Linked DNA regions of Mus musculus: region 2 is linked to region 1. Evidence: chromatin loops called from intact Hi-C (ENCODE). Cell type or tissue: left cerebral cortex. All regions are shown on one strand.

Region 1 (8,000 bases):
AGGCCCGACCTACATACTCAACTTCCCACCGATGCGCCGCGCTGGGAGCCGCACCACGCTGGGAGCCCCCCGGCGGGCGCTCCCTCTACAGATTTCTCTCATGTTCTCAAGGCAGCAGGAGAGCTGCCCTGTGTGGGCAGTGAAAAAAAAACTCAACTCTCCTGGCCTCAGTTTCCCCATCTCTTTCTTTCCTTCCTTTCATTTTTTCTTTCTTTCTTTCTTTCTTTCTTTCTTTCTTTTTTTTTGGGGGGGGGTTCTCTGCTCTCACTCTCTATATAGACCAGGTCAGAGATTCACACAGGATTAAAGGAGTGCAGTATTCTTTTTTTTTTTTTTTTAATCTTTACTTTATGTGTCTGTGTGAGGGTGTGAGATTTTGGAGTCACAGTGCTGCTGGGTCCTTCAAAAGGGCAATCAGTGCTCCCATCCATCTCTCCATCCGCCAGTCCCCCGGCCCCCCCCCCCCCGGTTTTTCGAGACAGGGTTTCTCTGTGTAGCCCTGGCTGTCCTGGAGCTCACTTTGTAGACCACTAGCCTACGACTCAGAAAACTGCCTGCCTCTGCCTCCCGAGTGCTGGGATTAAAGGCGTGCGCCACCATGCCCGGCAGTTTCCTATATGGACTGGTTTGTGTAAGAGTTCGCTGTCAGGCGCTCCCTCTCCCCTTCCTGTCTTTTAAAATCCTTCGAAGTGGGATTAGCTGGGTGCAGGGGCAGTCGGGGCAGCTGTTCCCACAGGAAAAAGCAAGGACAGCCCAGAGGGGAACAGGGGTCGGCCAGGGACGCCAAGCATGCCTGGTCCAGCTGTGCCACGTCCCTAGCCACTCTGAGGACCAAGGAGGAGGGCAGGGGCTCAGTCCCGCCCGCTGCGGCCACCTCCCTCCCCACTGCCCTTCAGCGCATTCCTGCCCGCAGGCCACAAACTACCAGGAATGCGGTGGCCTCCCGGGTCTAAATCAAGACCAGCTGTTCCCCAGTGGCCAGGCTCCTCAACTGGACCGAACAAAGTCCCACGGGATATGGGCCAGCTAGGGGGGTAAACTGAGGCACATAGGTCAGGCAGAAAAGTCTCCGGATCCCCCCTCCCAGTGGACGATGCAACCCTTCTGTGACCCCTGCAGGCTACTGGGGGGGGGGGGTCCACTTCCCAGCTCCACAGTTGGAGGGGATCTGAGAGCTCATCCCCTGAGCAAGTGCTGACCTGTCCCTGGCCCCACCCAGCTCCTAAAACTCTATCCTTAGGGCTGTCCTGACTCTTTCTTTCACTTTCTCTGTTCCAGGGAGATGTCCAGTCTGTCCAGGAAGAATTGGGCAGGGTCGTCAGAATGCTGTGTGTCTCTGGGGAGCTAGAGCAACCTCTCTGAGCCCAGGGTGGGAAGTGAAATAGCAACTTGTCTCTAGCAGGCTGAGGATAGCACATGGGTGGCATGAGGTAGGTATGCCTCTCGTGTCACTTGTAGGGACCTGGCAGGTGCCAGTCGGAGGTGGGTCCGACTGGTAGCTTCAGCGTGCCTAGGCAGGTTGCTTGGCTTTAGCTGACTGTGAAACTTGCATTCCCAGGTGCCAGGTGTGTGCGTGTGGTTGGCGGATCTATCTAGAAGGTTTCAGGATGTCAGGCCTGAGCCCCCTAAGTCTGGGATCAGTGTCTCCCTCATCAGCTCAGGACACCTTGCTGTATGGCTCCCCAGATGTCCCTCCGAAACTGGTGACTTCAGTGTTCTCCTGCATTTGCGGTTCCTCTCAGTGAGCCCTTTCCCAGGTGTGTGTGGGAGTCCTGGAACGGACCACACCCTGTTAAGAAGGCCACCGGCCCCGCCCCCTTCCCTGTCCCCAACTTAAGTGGCTTAGATGAAACGGAAGTTTCGACAGGTAATGAAGATGGGGCCTCAGGGGGCACTCTCAGACGCCCGGATCGCTCGTGTGCTCGCTTTCTCTCTCCCGGACCTTAACTTTCTTACATCCTGCAAGGGGCACAGAGTGCAGGAAGCCCGGGGCGCCGGGGACTGAGAGGTCCAGGGGCGGGGCTGGAGGTGACATTCAGGATGCGGATAAAATGGGTCCCCAGCCTCCCAGACGCCACAGCTTCCCACAGCACCCCAGACCCTCCGGATATCAGGGTAAAGCAAAGCCCAGCTGTCCCGGCTCATGCATCGGTCGCGCGTTCGAGGCTGGCGAGCCCCGCTCCCATTGGTCGTGCGTTCGAGGCTGGCAAGCCCCGCAACCCACTCACCCGGTTCTTGACCTCGGCCGAGAGCCCGTAGGACGGGCCCTTGTTGAACTGCGTGGAGCTCATGGCGCGGGACCCCGGAGCGGGACAGGAGGACCAGCGGGACCGGCAGAGGGTCGGGCTGCGGGCGGACGGCCCGGGACGGGGCTGAGCGCCGCCCCCGCCGCCGATTGGCTGGCAGAGCAAATGTCCTTATAAGGCGTGGAAGCGCCGAATTCCTGTGGCCGCGACTTCCTGAGCCCCCCTCGGCCGCCGGGACCCCCGCCCGCCGGAGCCACCCTAGCATCCCGGCCGATCAGGAGGGGCCCGCCGTCCCGTTTGTAGTTGCGGGAAACTGAGGCAGCGAAGGGCGTGGGCTTCCGACCTGGGCCAGAAGTCAGTTTACTCCTCCTGTATCATAGTGAGAGACAGAAAACTGTTCGGTGGGACCCTAAATCCTAAAATCTGGCTAGAAACCTTCTCTGCCACTACCGGCACTTACCAGAATCTTGCTCCCTCTCCAAACATCTCAGTGGGAAGGGGCAGGGGCGGCATAGACAGGATTCTCGAGGGGAGCTTCTCAGAGAAGGAGGCCTCGGGAGCTGGAGCACTGATGGATGAGTTTTTCAGTCCAAAGGGAAAAGGCTTTCTGCTAGAACACCAAGTGCAAAATATGGAGGGTGGGAGAAGGCGATCGGTTGGAGGTCGGGGTGGGGCTCCCAGAAGGGCTGAGGGTTGCTGGCTGACTGTGTGAGGGTGGAGTGGCTGAGGATGATATCCTTTCAGTAAGTGCCTGAGCTCAACCTGAGTCTGTAGATGGATCAAGTTGATTCCTGAGGGGCTGGTCCTGCCCCACGGAACACAGGCAGACAGATGCTGGGAGTCTCAGGGCTTGACAGAGAGGCCTTGGCCATAGGACGGAAGCATAGTTTTTTCGAGACAGGATTTCTCTGGAACTCACTCTGTAGATCAGGCTGGCCTCGAACTCAGAAATTCACCTGCCTCTGCCTCCCAAGTGCTGGGATTAAAGGCGTGCGCCACCACGCCCAGTGGTTGGATACTTCTAAAGGGTGGCTTTCTTCCCACCTCTCTGGGTTTCTGTGATTTAGACAAATCCTTCCTCTCTGGGCTCTGCTGGAGTTTTTGAATTTGTACAGTGGAGCACCGGACTCCAGATGGTCCCAAACTGTGGACAACACAGGTTCCTGTGACCAGGCAGGAAGCCCCAGGTGTCGGGACACTGAAGACCTTTTTGGAATAGTTAAAGAAAGCACTTGTCAAGAGCGGCCATGCTGTGTGGGGTGCACACAGGCTTAGCAGGGTATCAGGGCATCCAGGCCACTGTGCTGAGCACTGAGACAGCAACTGCAGGTGCCACAACCAGGTTCTCTGCAAGAGCAGCTATTTCCCCAGACCTGAGCCATCTCCCCAGCCCACCCTCCTCGCCTCCTTTCTTCTCCATCTGCAGCGCACCTGTATCCACATACACAGCCCTCACACACACCCCCAGTGTTCACAGCCTTCTGTGACTCCAGCTTCAGGGGACCCGACGCCCCCATCTGGCCGCTGTAGGCACTGCATGCGCGTCGTGCGCAGACAGGCACTCAAAAAAAAAAAAAATGAGTAGATGAGTCCAACTTCCCTCATTTTCTTAACAGGGGCTGAAATTTGAACAAAACACTGTGTATGCTGTGAAGTATAGCCACATCTCTGCTCCCGCCCAGCAGCAAGGCCAGCCACTCCCTCCTTCTGTCCCGCCCCTGAGCTCAGAAGAGCTTTCTGAGCTTTGAAGTGGTTGAGAAATAAGAACAAATAAGGAAAACTATTCCATGCCGAGAGGACTGTGTGCCACATTCAAACCCTGGCCCTGCTGCTTTGTGACTTACAATCCCAGAAACAAAACCCCAAACACCCCAGATCCCAAGATTCTGGATTTCTAGCAGCTTAGTGTATTAGAACTCTGTCCTGAGATCGAAAATGAATGGAATTTAACATTCCATGTAGCTGGGTGGTGGTGGCACGTCTTTAGTCCCACCCAGCACTCTTGAGGTTCTCTGTGAGTTCGACTCCAGTCTGCTCTACAGAGTGAGTTCCAGGACAGCCAGGGCTACACAGAGAAACCCTGTATTGAAAAACAAACAAAAATCCTCCTTCCCCATTTCACTGTGTGACACTAATTATCAGCTCTCTCTGAACTCCAGGCTCCTTGTCTGAAAATCAGATGAGTTAATATTTGCAAACTCCTCTTGGGGCGGCTGATATAGATGTCAAAAATCTTAAGAATTCTGGCCCTAGCTGCTGGAAGCTGGCTGGGCCCCAGGATGACTCTCCCTGCCAGGGTCACACCTTCCGGGGGACAGACCATCTCTGCAGTGCCTGGGATCTGGGTGGTAGTGCTTCTGCTGTGGGTGTGGTGACCATGCCCTTGAGATCACCACTCCGGAGGCAGAGAGAGGCAAGAGGATCACTGTGAATATAAGGCCAGGCTGCTCTACAGAGCAAGTTCCAGAACAGCCAAGGAAAGACCACAAACTCAAAAAGTAAATAAAGTAAAATCCCATCTCTCAGTCAAGCCTTGCTTGCTCTGGTCGTGAGCGATATGACTGACTGACGTGTTGGCCTGTGCTGGAGGGAACCCCATTGCTTCTCCACGAAGGTCAGGCTAGGTTTTTCTAAAGCTCGGGTCACCCAGGGACGTTTCCTATTTTCAAACAAGTGACAAGTGTATTCCATAATAGTTTCAAGACTGGTACATTTATTAGGTGCCTACTGTGTTGCAAGGTGCTCTGGGTAACAGCAGACGGTGACTCTGGGGTATCTGAAAGCTAGGAGGGAGGGGTTCCCTTCGCTCAGCCGGTAAAGCGCCCCGCCCTTTTCCTGGCCGCCCAGTCCGGATGCAGAAATTCTCATCTTGTTCCATCATACAGATGCTCCTAGTCCTTCCTTCAAGCTGGAGGTATATAGAAGGCGCACAACGTTAGGGCACGGTGCATACAGAGACAGCTCTGCTGCGTCCTAAAAACAGACAGCTTCCTTCGAGTGCGCAGTAACCGGTCAATAAATGCCCTTGTTCAGGCAAATTGTACGGGAATGTGGCAGCTATAGTAGAAAAGGAGACTTCAAAGGGTCAATTGCGTTATTTTGAGATGAAACAAAATATGGAACGCTTCACGAATTTGCGTGTCATCCTTGCGCAGGGGCCATGCTAATCTTCTCTGTATCGTTCCAATTTTAGTATATGTGCTGCCGAAGCGAGCACAAGCGACGGTTTTTTGCCTCAGGTATTTAAAGGCAGAGAAGCAAATTACTTTTCACATACAGTAATTATGATTTTTTTTTGTTTTTGTTTGGATAAAGTAACGTTTTCACATGTCAAAAAGAAAGGCTACCACTCATAACACCGCTCAGAATAATTATCTATCCGCGTGAAAGCTCACATTTAACTAATTAATATAGCTGTCTGGGAGAAGCTTGTGCCAGCGAAGCCTTCTGGGAAGTCATATGCAAATTAGACAGGCACTACGAGGCTCCGCCCCTCAGTGGTAGCCGGATCAGCGCGGAATCCGTGATACTGGTGCGATGGTGAAACTGTCTGCTAGTAAACTATCCATGGAATTTCGCCCTTCAGCGCTGCGGCCGCCAATGAAAACATTATGCTAATGAGCAGTTAGGAAGCCCTGCCTCCCAGGGCAGGGTGGGTAATGAGTCCTCAGCAGACCCCGCCCCTAAGTGAGGCTGTGGCCAGAGTGAAGCCCTATGTAAATAGGCCTTACTAAGTGCGTCTCCGCCCCCTCTAATTCTCCGCCAATAGGAAACCATATACAAATACGACGGGCAACGTCGCCCCGCCCGCAGGTGGATGCAAATGTTTTAGCTTGTTTCTGAGACCACGCCCCACAGATCGCCCACCGCTAACCTGGATCCCTCCACAAACCAAACGAATTACACCCGACACTGCCGCTCAATGCTTAAGATAGAGCTCTGGGCTAAAGACATGGCTAAGAGCACTGACGCCTCTTCCAGAGATCTTGAGTTGAAGTTCCAGCCTCCGTTATGGTGGCTCACAACTCCTTTCTGGTGTATCTGATGCCCTCTTCTGGTGAGACTGAAGACAGCGACAGTGTACTCACATATATAAAGATAAAGCTCAATGCAAATGAATCGTGACACACGACTCCACCCCAGGCCGTGCCACAGTATGTGGGAGTGAATATATGCAAACAAACGGGGCTGCTCTTTAATGCACTCCGTGTAGCCCCTGCAAATTGCAAGCTCACTGCAAACGAGACCGGACAAAGCTTGAAGGAGCACTAGGAAAATAAACTGAACTCCATGGTACTCTGCCCTTTAGCGCTGAGGCGACCCGCATGAAATGTGTAAAGTCAGGCTCCGCCCACTACTCGTGGTGCCCGCCTTTCGGCCCTGAAGCCCGGCCTCCTCGGGCGGCCGCGGCGATCCCAGCGTGCCCCGCGCACGGGCGGCGCTCTGGCCCGGCGCTCTCGCCGGCGTCGCGGGCCGGACGGACGCGAGCAAAGGGGCAGGCGGCGGCGGCGGCCGGGGGCGGCGGGGGGGATCCGGCGGCCGGGACGCGGCGGGGGTCAGCCGGCGGCCGCCGGGGTGACGCGGGGCGGTGATGTCGGAGCACGCGGCAGCCCCAGGGCCCGGGCCCAACGGCGGCGGGGGTGGTGGCGCGGCGCCCGTGCGCGGCCCTCGCGGCCCCAATCTCAACCCCAACCCGCTCATCAACGTGCGCGACCGGCTCTTCCACGCTCTCTTCTTCAAGATGGCCGTCACCTACTCACGCCTCTTCCCACCTGCTTTCCGCCGCCTCTTTGAATTCTTCGTTCTGCTCAAGGTGACCTCTGACCCCTGACCTCTGACCCCTGACCCCAGCTGTCATCCGCTCGCCCACCCCCGGCAACTTTACCACTTGGCTCCTGACGCCTGGATACCCTGATACCACTCTTACAGATGCTATCTCTGGTCCTCACTTCCTCAGCTCTCAGGCCCCGCCTCCTGCCCTTTGGCCTCAGTCTGCCACTTGGGAGCCTAGGCCCCAAATTTTTCCACTCAAGACCAGAGCCCAGTGTCCTCTTGGAGTAGGATTTTGGACTCGAGGTCCACCTTCCCACCTGTCACTCCCATCCTGTCCTGCACCTCCACTGAGAACAATATGGTCATTTCCATTCCATTCCTGACTTTCCACTGTAGACCACCTCCTGTGCTGGAGGCCCTGTCCCGCCTGTCATTTCTATTCTACCCTGATTCTCTCAGTCCAGTCTCTACTAGTCAGTCCCATTCCAGCACACCCTGAACCAACCCCCTGGGGACAGCCCCCTACCCCCCAGTGTCACTGCTCAAATTTTCTGTTACTTCACTGTTTTCAGACTCTTGCCAGGTTTTCTGTGGCTTTGGGTGAGGTCATCTCACTAGGGTCAGCCACAGAGTCACAGCCAGATTGGCCAGGGACCTCTACAGCCAGCACCTGCCCTGGCTGTGTCTTCTTCATGTGCTCCCGGGAGATCCCGGTTCTCGGTCACAAAGGCTACTCGAGGGATGGCACCAGGCTCTCTCTGAGGAGCTGCCTGGGCCTTCTGGTGTTGGGGTCATGGCTTGGTGGCTGGCATGCTGATATTGGAGGGCATTGGTGAGTTTGGGACTCACTCCTGGTGCTTCTCAGAACTGAGCGTTCGGGGGTTTCATAGGTAGATCTAGCTTGAGCTCAAGACAGCTGTGGGCATCCCCTCAGGCCCCAGTTCATTGGCTGCAGATGAGCCCATGCTCCATCTTCCTTCC
Region 2 (8,000 bases), 260 kb before region 1:
GAGACGACATTAGTCAGCTGCTTATAGTATAACCCTACAAGGTTTGACAGACAAATTGTGAAGTGCGCTTGCGCGCTAAAGCAATGGCACGGGGCGGAGGGAGGGTGTTACCGACAAACAGCGCGTCGCCGAAATAGCTCAGTTGGGAGAGCGTTAGACTGAAGATCTAAAGGTCCCTGGTTCGATCCCGGGTTTCGGCAAGTGTTTTTAACTCATTGATGAACCTGTCTTCCGTTTTTGAGATTTTTGATTCGTTTTGAACCACAGTCTTGAATTAGTCCAATCCAATGTTGAACTTTTACGTTCTATTTACATATTAGCAATCAGTCCTGCATTCTTCCAATTAATAGGTCTAAAGCCATTACTGACTATGAAATGTAAAAGTATCGGGGTGAATTGTTTACACACCTGTCAGACTAGCACCCCAGAGAAGCAGGAGGATGTGTACGAGGACAAGTTCTTCCTCTCAAAAAGCCAAAATTATTATTGTTGTTGGTAATGATGTTGTTAAGTAACTTTTTTTTTTTTTTCTTTTTTGGTTTTTCGAGACAGGGTTTCTCTGTATAGTCCTGGCTGTCCTGGAACTCACTCTGTAAACCAGGCTGGCCTTGAACTCAGAAATTCACCTGCCTCTGCCTCCCAAAGGTAACATTTTTTTAAAATGGCTCAGCAGAGCATTGGTTCCTCTTTCAAAAGAATGGGAATTCAATTCCCAGCATCCCATAACCTTCTAAAACTCCAATTCATGGGTCTCTGATGGCTCTTTTGATCTCTCCAGGCACCAGGCATGCATGCAGTCAAAACACCCACACATAAAATAATAAAGTAAAATGAATAAATGTAGGTGGTTAGTGAGCACTCTCTCCTATCACGCAGAAGACCCTGGTTCCACCTCGGCACCACATAAACAAGGCATGTGTGGCGTGCCTGTCATTCCAGCCCTGGGGAGGTTGAGGCAGGAGAGTTAGGAGTCCTTGGCTAGACAGCAAACTCAAGGCCAACCATGATAATGAGAATGATAAAGGTCTGAACTGGTTCAGTGGATAAAAGCAGTTGACTGCTGCTAGACCTGAGTTAGATCTCTAGATCCCACAAGGTGGCAGGAGAGAACTGGAGTCCGAAAGTTGTCCCAGGCATGGGTACCAATGGCTCATGCTGCACATTTGCATGAGCACACACACTCGCAGACACACACACACATGAGCACGCACACACACATTATCCCTGCCTCTTATTTCCAGAGCGCTTGGCTTGGCATTAAGGGATGGGAGGTGGCTGTCATTTGGTAGAAAGTCAGTAACGCCTGGGCAGGAGTCTCATTTTCCCCATTTGTAAACTGAATAGAATCATATACATGTAGCACTCTCTTCCACTAATTTCCACTTGTTCAGTGATTTATTTATTTTGGGGTGTGTGTGTGTGTGTGTGTGTGTGTTTTACAAGGCTGGGTATGGCTGGAGAGAACTATGGACTAGAGAAAAATAAACTTTTAGGTTTTTGTTTGTTCGTTTGCTCAATTTTGAGTCAGAGCTTCACTTTTTAACCCAGACTGGCCTCTGGCTTCAACCCTACCCTGCCCATCTAGAATTTTAGATTTACAGAAAACATAAAAAGTTGGTTCAGAGACAGCCGAAGTAGGCCACAGCCAGCTGAGCCATACTAGATATTAAATATTTCGTGTGTATGTGTGAGATCTACCGGTGCTAGAGCTCACCATTGTACATACGAGTCAGGTGTTCTGGGACTGAAACATCTCCCAACCACTGCCCTTCAGCGTGAAGGCAGCTTGTGTGCTGCTAGGATGCAGTGACCCACTTACCAGGGCTCCCCTAGGCTGGGCTTCCCCCACTTTCCCCTGCTGTCCTCACAGTGCCAGCTCTGCAAAGGTGTTGGAAACTCAACAGCTACAGTCCTGTGTGGACTGCAATCTGAGGGGGGTTTGATGAGGTCATGGGGTTCCCAGAATGGCATTAGTAGATGCTGTGTAAGAGGAAGAGCTGAGTATGGTGGCGAGCACCTGGAATTCTGACATTTGAAAGGCTGAAGCAAGCAGATCTGCATGAATTTGAAGCCTGCCTGGTCTTCATAGATCCGGACAGCCAAAGCTGCATATAGAGACCTTGTCTCAAGACAGAGGCAAAGAGACACACTGACTAAAGTAGGGTCCCTGTGGAGTTGAGGCCACTTTGTGTTACATAGTGTTTGGGACACATTTGGTACTAAACAGTGGGAGAGGCAGCCGGATAGCTCAGTATATCAGAGACACTTGCCACCAAGCCTGACTACCTAAGTTCCAACCACATAGGGAAAGATGTTCTCCAACCTACACACATACACACACACACACACATTCACACACAAGTTCGAACACCCATACCCACTCCCACACCCACTTGCCTTGCCCCTCCCACAACAAATACAGTACATTCTAGACAAGGGTGGGATATGGTTTGGTGGTGGGACATGAACACGATTTTGGTTCATTCTGAGCACTGCAAAAGTCCAGGCGAGTTCAGGGTCTTCAGCCTGATGATATTTATCCCATTGCCTCTGATGTAGTATCAACTAACTGCACCCCCCTCTTTTTTTAAAAGGTTTATTTATTTATTATATATAAGTACACTGTAGCTGTCTTCAGACACACCAGAAGAGGTCATCAGATCTCATTACAGATGGTTGTGAGCCACCATGTGGTTGCTGGGATTTGAATTCTGGACCTCTGGAAAAGCAGTCAGTGCTCTTAACCACTAGCCATCTCTCCAGCCCCTCAACTGCCCCCTCTTGATTACCCCCCATCTACAGACCATGGACGAGTACTCCTTGTCACCAGGCTCTGGGAAACATGCTCTAGCTGTGGCTTGAGGAGGATTGGTCAGTGTGTCTGGTTGCCTGACAGATGGACAGCAGTCAGGCAAACAGAGTAGTGCTCAGGCAGGAATCCAGAGCTTCAAGGACATCACAAGAACAGGTCAGGAGGGAATGAAAGGGCAGCTTGGGGCTTTGATAGCTGTGGGCAAGAAAGTTGGGGATGATGGAACAGGAAGAGATGAGGAGGAAGGGGAGGAGGGGTGGATGGGGAAGGACACTGCAGTGCAAGATAGAGAGGCAAGATGGACCTAGGGTCACTTCCCATTTTCATGGCGTGGCGCAGCACCTGGCACGGCACAAAAGATCCACAATCCACTCGCTAATGTGCCTGGGTCAGGACCTCTATGTCTCTGCTGCCCATCTGCTGCTTCTTGAGGAGTCTGAGTCTTTTTACCTTGTGGTGCCTGGGCTTCCAGTGAGACACGAGTTAAGGTCCCTGAGATACAGGTGGGAAAATACCACTAGATGGCACCAGGGAGCCGAGGGATTGTAGAGGTTTTTGGAGGGAAGGAATATCAACCGGCAGAAGAGGCCACAGGCTTATCTCCACCACAATGGGACAGGAGGAGAAAAGGCCTCTTGAATCCTAGCTGTGGGACACTGGGTAATGTCTAGGGAATGTGCCCACTTCAACTGGGACATTCCTGTCCTATAGGCTGGCCAGTGATGCACCTATCATCAACTATAGGGCCTTGGATACCCTAAAAGTGACCCATCTGGTGTCAGAGATCTGAGGCCCTGAGGGGCATGTGGGAGTCACAGAGGATGTGGGGGGCACTGACAAGACAGGGATGAGGGAATCATATCTGGTATCTCAGCCCCTCCAAATCAGCCAGATCATAACCCAAGGTGTAGAGAGAAATGTGGCCTCCAGACAAGTTGAAATACAGGCCATTGTCACCCACAGGATGCAGGGCTTTAAAGGGTGTTTAAGGTGCTGCTCTAGGGAGATGCTGCAGGCCCTGACTGAATTTGTGACCATTCTGTCTCCAAGATGGTCTGTGTATGGACCCCAGGTGGAAAGCAGGGTGTTGTTTGCCCCAGGCCCACCACACAGGGGAGTAGTGGGGCCAGGTGAAGTGCCACTCCCAGTGTGAGACAAGCCTGTCCTGGGGAGAAGCTACTCTTTTTTTTTTTTTTTTTTTTTTTTTAAAGATTTATTTATTTATTTATTATATGTAAGTACACTGTAGCTGTCTTCAGACACGCCAGAAGAGGGCGTCAGAGGAGAAGCTACTCTTAAGGCCACAGTCGGGCACAGCAGTGAAGACTGTAGCTACTGAGGAGGAACTTGCACTGGGTTTCTTGCGGTTCTGAAAAGCCTCTCACTCCCTGACAGAGCTGTACATGGACCAAGGGCAGACCCATTTCCCAGTGCCAACAAGAAGCTGAGTTCCTGGCATCAGGCCTCTTCTGGGCAGAAGGCCCTGACAGCAATATTCTGATACCTCAAATCCAGTGTCCCTTCCACGGGTGGTCCCTATGGATGGTAGGACAAGCTGCAGCCTGAACAAGGTCTCTGACCTGGTTCTCCGTGACCCCAATTTCAACAAAGATGGTAGAGAAATTTGAGTCGAGAGGCCACAGACAGTGCTGCTCAGCTGTGCCTGTCCTGACAGGCCACGTCTGTACTCACCTATCTCATACCATCCTGGCGCGATGTGCTGTCCGATGCAGGGGTCTAGGGTGATGCTTAATCATCCCCATCTCATTCTGGGATGGCCACAAGTGTCAAGGACACCCATGTGTTCCATATCCAGCAACCCAACACCTGGCTGAGTATCCTATGGGCTTTGCAGCTGGCTGGCATAGCTCAGCATAGGGCTGTCCACTGCTACTAGTGGCTTCACCCTCGCTCTGGGTGGACAGAGCTTCCACACAACCACGGTGAGATCGTGCATCCATGGCAACCATGCAGGAATCTGCCTTTTCTTATTGTCATCCCCACCATCCTCGGTCCAGAAGAGGTTTTTAGGTGGGGTGGTGGGGCCAGGCTAGAAGCCAGTGGCAGCCCTGCGTAATCAGTGCTTGGCTGGGGGCGCAGGGGAACAGAGAGCATGGGGTGGGGATGAACGCTGCTGGCCTGCCCGGCCTTGCAAGACTACAAGGAGCCCAGTGAACAAACATGTTCCCACCTCCCTAACATCTCCCACCTGCAAAGACTGTTCCTGCAAGAGTCCCCACTGCCTGCTCACCACACAGGAGAGGCAGAGAAGATTCCAGAAACTGGAGAGGAAATAAGCAGAACAATGAATGCCAGGGCAACATGTCAATGCTCTGGGAGTCACGTGTTCAGGTCAGTCTTTCCAGAAATGTCTGTAGGGCGGGCACACCAAGCAACATGGGACATAGAGCGCACATGCCAGCCACACTGTGCAATGACTATGACACATATGCATTCAAACGCATTTATAAACAAAATAATTAAAAAAAATAAAACCAGACATACACATGTATACACAAAAACACACAGAAACTTCCAGAAAGCAGCTGTTCATAGATGGCAGCAGGCATCTGATGGCATCTGATCTCCCAGACTTAGGCTGAAGACGTAGAACCCACGCACAGGTCAAAGTTCTCACACTCCTAGGCCTGGTGGAGGCCTCTGGCAGGTCACACCCAGTGCTGGCCGGCCAGGTGCAGACTGCGGCATCAGCGACGGCGTCGGTTCCTCTCCTCCAGGAGTTCATTGTCAAAGATTTCCTTTTCCCTTCAAGAAACAAGAGACTGCCCGTGAGAGGCACCAAGTGGGCACCAGCGACTCTAGAACAATCAGCAGTGGCATGGGCTGAGTGTGCATTTATGCATTGAAGGAAACAGGCCACGAAGAAGAAAGATGCTCTGCCATGGCAGAATAGCCAACAGCAATGCCGGCACCGATGGGGACACTGCAGTCTGGAAGCTTTCAGCTTTTAGGGCAATGGCATGGGGCAGAAAGAGCTGCTGACTGCCACACAAGATACAAAGACAGTAAATTTTATTGCACTGAATCTGGGGATGGAACAGAGGGCTCCATGCAGACAAGTACTCTGAGCACTGAGCACAGCCCCAGACTGATTTTTTTTATGTGTGTGACAAAGACTCACCTAGCCCAGGCTTGATCTTACATCCTTCTGCTTCACTTTGCCCAATCACCCTTGCTCTAAAGAATATTTCAGGAGCTGGACAAATGGCTCAGAGACTAGAACAACTTGCTGATCTTGCCCAGGACCCGAGTTCAGTTCCGATCACCCACCCCATCCCTAACTCCATTTCCAGGGCATCCAAGGCCCTCTTTTGACAGGCACCAGGCACACACAGGTATCCATGCACACACATGCACAATATGGAGGCCATAGGGTGACATCAAGCATGTCTCTCATTCTCCACCTTGGTTTTGGAAACGGGACTCCCACTCTGAACCTGGTATTTGCTGATTAGGGTGCTGACATTGAGCCCAGAATATCTACCCCTTCCCAGGACTGGAACTGGCACACACAACCATCCCCAGCCTTTCACAGCAGGCCTGGGGGCAGCAACACCCAGCACTCTGCTGACTGAGATAGCTTCTCCAGCCCAGACAGGCTTCTCCTCACCTCACAAGTGCTGGGATGAGAGCACTACAGTTATGTACTTAGCATGGAGCCCGTGACTGCTGAGAGCTGGGGACTGGACCGCAGCCTGAGGGTCTGTACAGAGGCCTTTGCTGCAATGTTATCTCAGGGTCAGAATCCTGCAAATGACAGGAGCTGATACTCTTGACCGAGTCAGTGGACGTCGCCACCTAATATGGCTGCCCTGGGTACCAGGAGGCCCTGTGCCAGTGGTCCCACCGTCCTCCTGGGGATGCCAACTTATTTTTAGAGGCAATGAACCCAGGATGAGGCTCTGGATGGAGACCCTATTTGTGACTGCAGTGGCATCCTCTGCCTGTCACTGCCCTGCCTGCCTCCCACTGAAGTCTGGCAGCATGCCCAGAGGTGGATTAGAGGCTCTGGGGCCACACATCTTAGGAGTGCTGTAGGCGACAGGACAGGCAGCTTCAACCCGCTGCCCTGCTGACGGCTACACTGCCTCTTAATCTAGCTCTGTGCTCTCTATCAGCCACACGGGAGCAGGCGGGGCAGAGCCCTTAATGCTGTTCACAAGGAGATTACAGGGGTCTTGGGCAGAGCACGCGACAGGGCCAGGACTGCAGAGGCGGCTGTGGCCCTGCCCTAGGGTCCTCCTGGCTTGCAGCCAGCCTAGCCCATAGCAGAACACAGCCTACAGACCTGGGCCTTTGTCCAGCCCTTGTCTGGAAAGAAGGCCCAGCTGACCCTACCACACCTGCGCACTGACACACAGCACTTGTACTACCTGTGGACAGGGGCTTGGCAGTCCTGTCACAACAGGGGACACAGCACAGCACACGGCCATGTGAGGACCTACCGGTAGCTAAGTGTGGGGCCACGAATGTACTTCTGCTCGGCTGTCTTGTAATCCACCGCCTCCACCGCGGAAATGGCACAGATGATTGCCTGCGGAAGAATGAGGGTCAGGCCATGGCTCAGTGAACAAAAAGCTAACCTGACATGTATGAGGCCTTGGGCTCCATTTCCAGTGTTAGGAGCTGGTCATGGTCAAAACCACCCAGTTTTTTTTTTTTTTTGTTTTGTTTTTGTTTTGTTTTTTTCGAGACAGGGTTTCTCTGTTTAGCCCTGGCTGTCCTGGAACTCACTTTGTAGACCAGGCTGGCCTCAAACTCAGAAATCCGCCTGCCTCTGCCTCCAGAGTCCTGGGATTAAAGGCATGCGCCACCACGCCCGGCGAAAACCACCCAGTTTTAAAGTTACACACAGTAGTAGTTACAGTGACTTGAGGGGTCAGGTGTGGTGGTGAGAACTGTCCCAAGTCCTTAGGAGTCTGAGACGAGAGCGTGCCCAGTTTCAGGCCAGCCCGAGACACCATGAGCACACAGCGTACCACTGTTTCCTTTTCCGATTCATGTGAGCATGTCCCACCCACAGCAACACGGGGACAGACAGGCACAGGCTGGCAGCTTCTTCCTGGAAGCCTCAGCAGGGAGACTGTCCAGGCCCTGCTGGTGCTGAGCATGAGGATGTGGGGCACCCACCTCGGGCAGCAGCACATCCAAGATGAAGCGAATGCGG

What was found. Peaks named below come from ENCODE experiments on the same cell type or tissue, not always from the same donor. Only the 100,000 strongest peaks of a DNase experiment are listed, where the experiment ranks them.
Region 2: it touches region 1 in a loop (2.0-fold over the local background); 4 of 42 quality-filtered maps call a loop at or near these places.

The regions. Positions count from the first base shown.
Region 1 is chr10:79,982,969-79,990,968 of GRCm38, reverse strand. Tmem259 (transmembrane protein 259) reads left to right here and starts at 6,709. Exons shown (of 11, transcript NM_001003949.4): 1 at 6,709-7,059. The coding sequence starts at 6,838. It overlaps Cnn2 (calponin 2), which reads right to left and starts at 2,369. Exons shown (of 7, transcript NM_007725.2): 1 at 2,229-2,369. The coding sequence starts at 2,291. Gm26243 (a small nuclear RNA gene) reads right to left here and starts at 5,463; the gene lies at 5,357-5,463. In left cerebral cortex, CTCF peaks have their summits at 3,764 (motif pointing left) and 6,303 (motif pointing left); DNase peaks (open chromatin) are centred at 5,946, 6,288, 6,586, 7,101 and 2 more places; H3K4me3 peaks cover 4,573 bases; H3K27ac peaks cover 4,935 bases.
Region 2 is chr10:80,241,164-80,249,163 of GRCm38, reverse strand. It overlaps Pwwp3a (PWWP domain containing 3A, DNA repair factor), which reads right to left. Exons shown (of 14, transcript NM_023431.5): 12 at 7,964-8,000; 13 at 7,279-7,367; 14 at 4,020-5,578. The coding sequence ends at 5,521. n-TFgaa3 (a tRNA gene) reads left to right here and starts at 128; the gene lies at 128-200. n-TNgtt7 (a tRNA gene) reads right to left here and starts at 5; the gene lies at 1-5. It also overlaps a transcript of Ndufs7 not described here. In left cerebral cortex, CTCF peaks have their summits at 1,091 (motif pointing right), 3,337 (motif pointing right) and 4,092 (motif pointing right); DNase peaks (open chromatin) are centred at 1,107, 3,334 and 4,143; H3K4me3 peaks cover 391 bases; H3K27ac peaks cover 32 bases.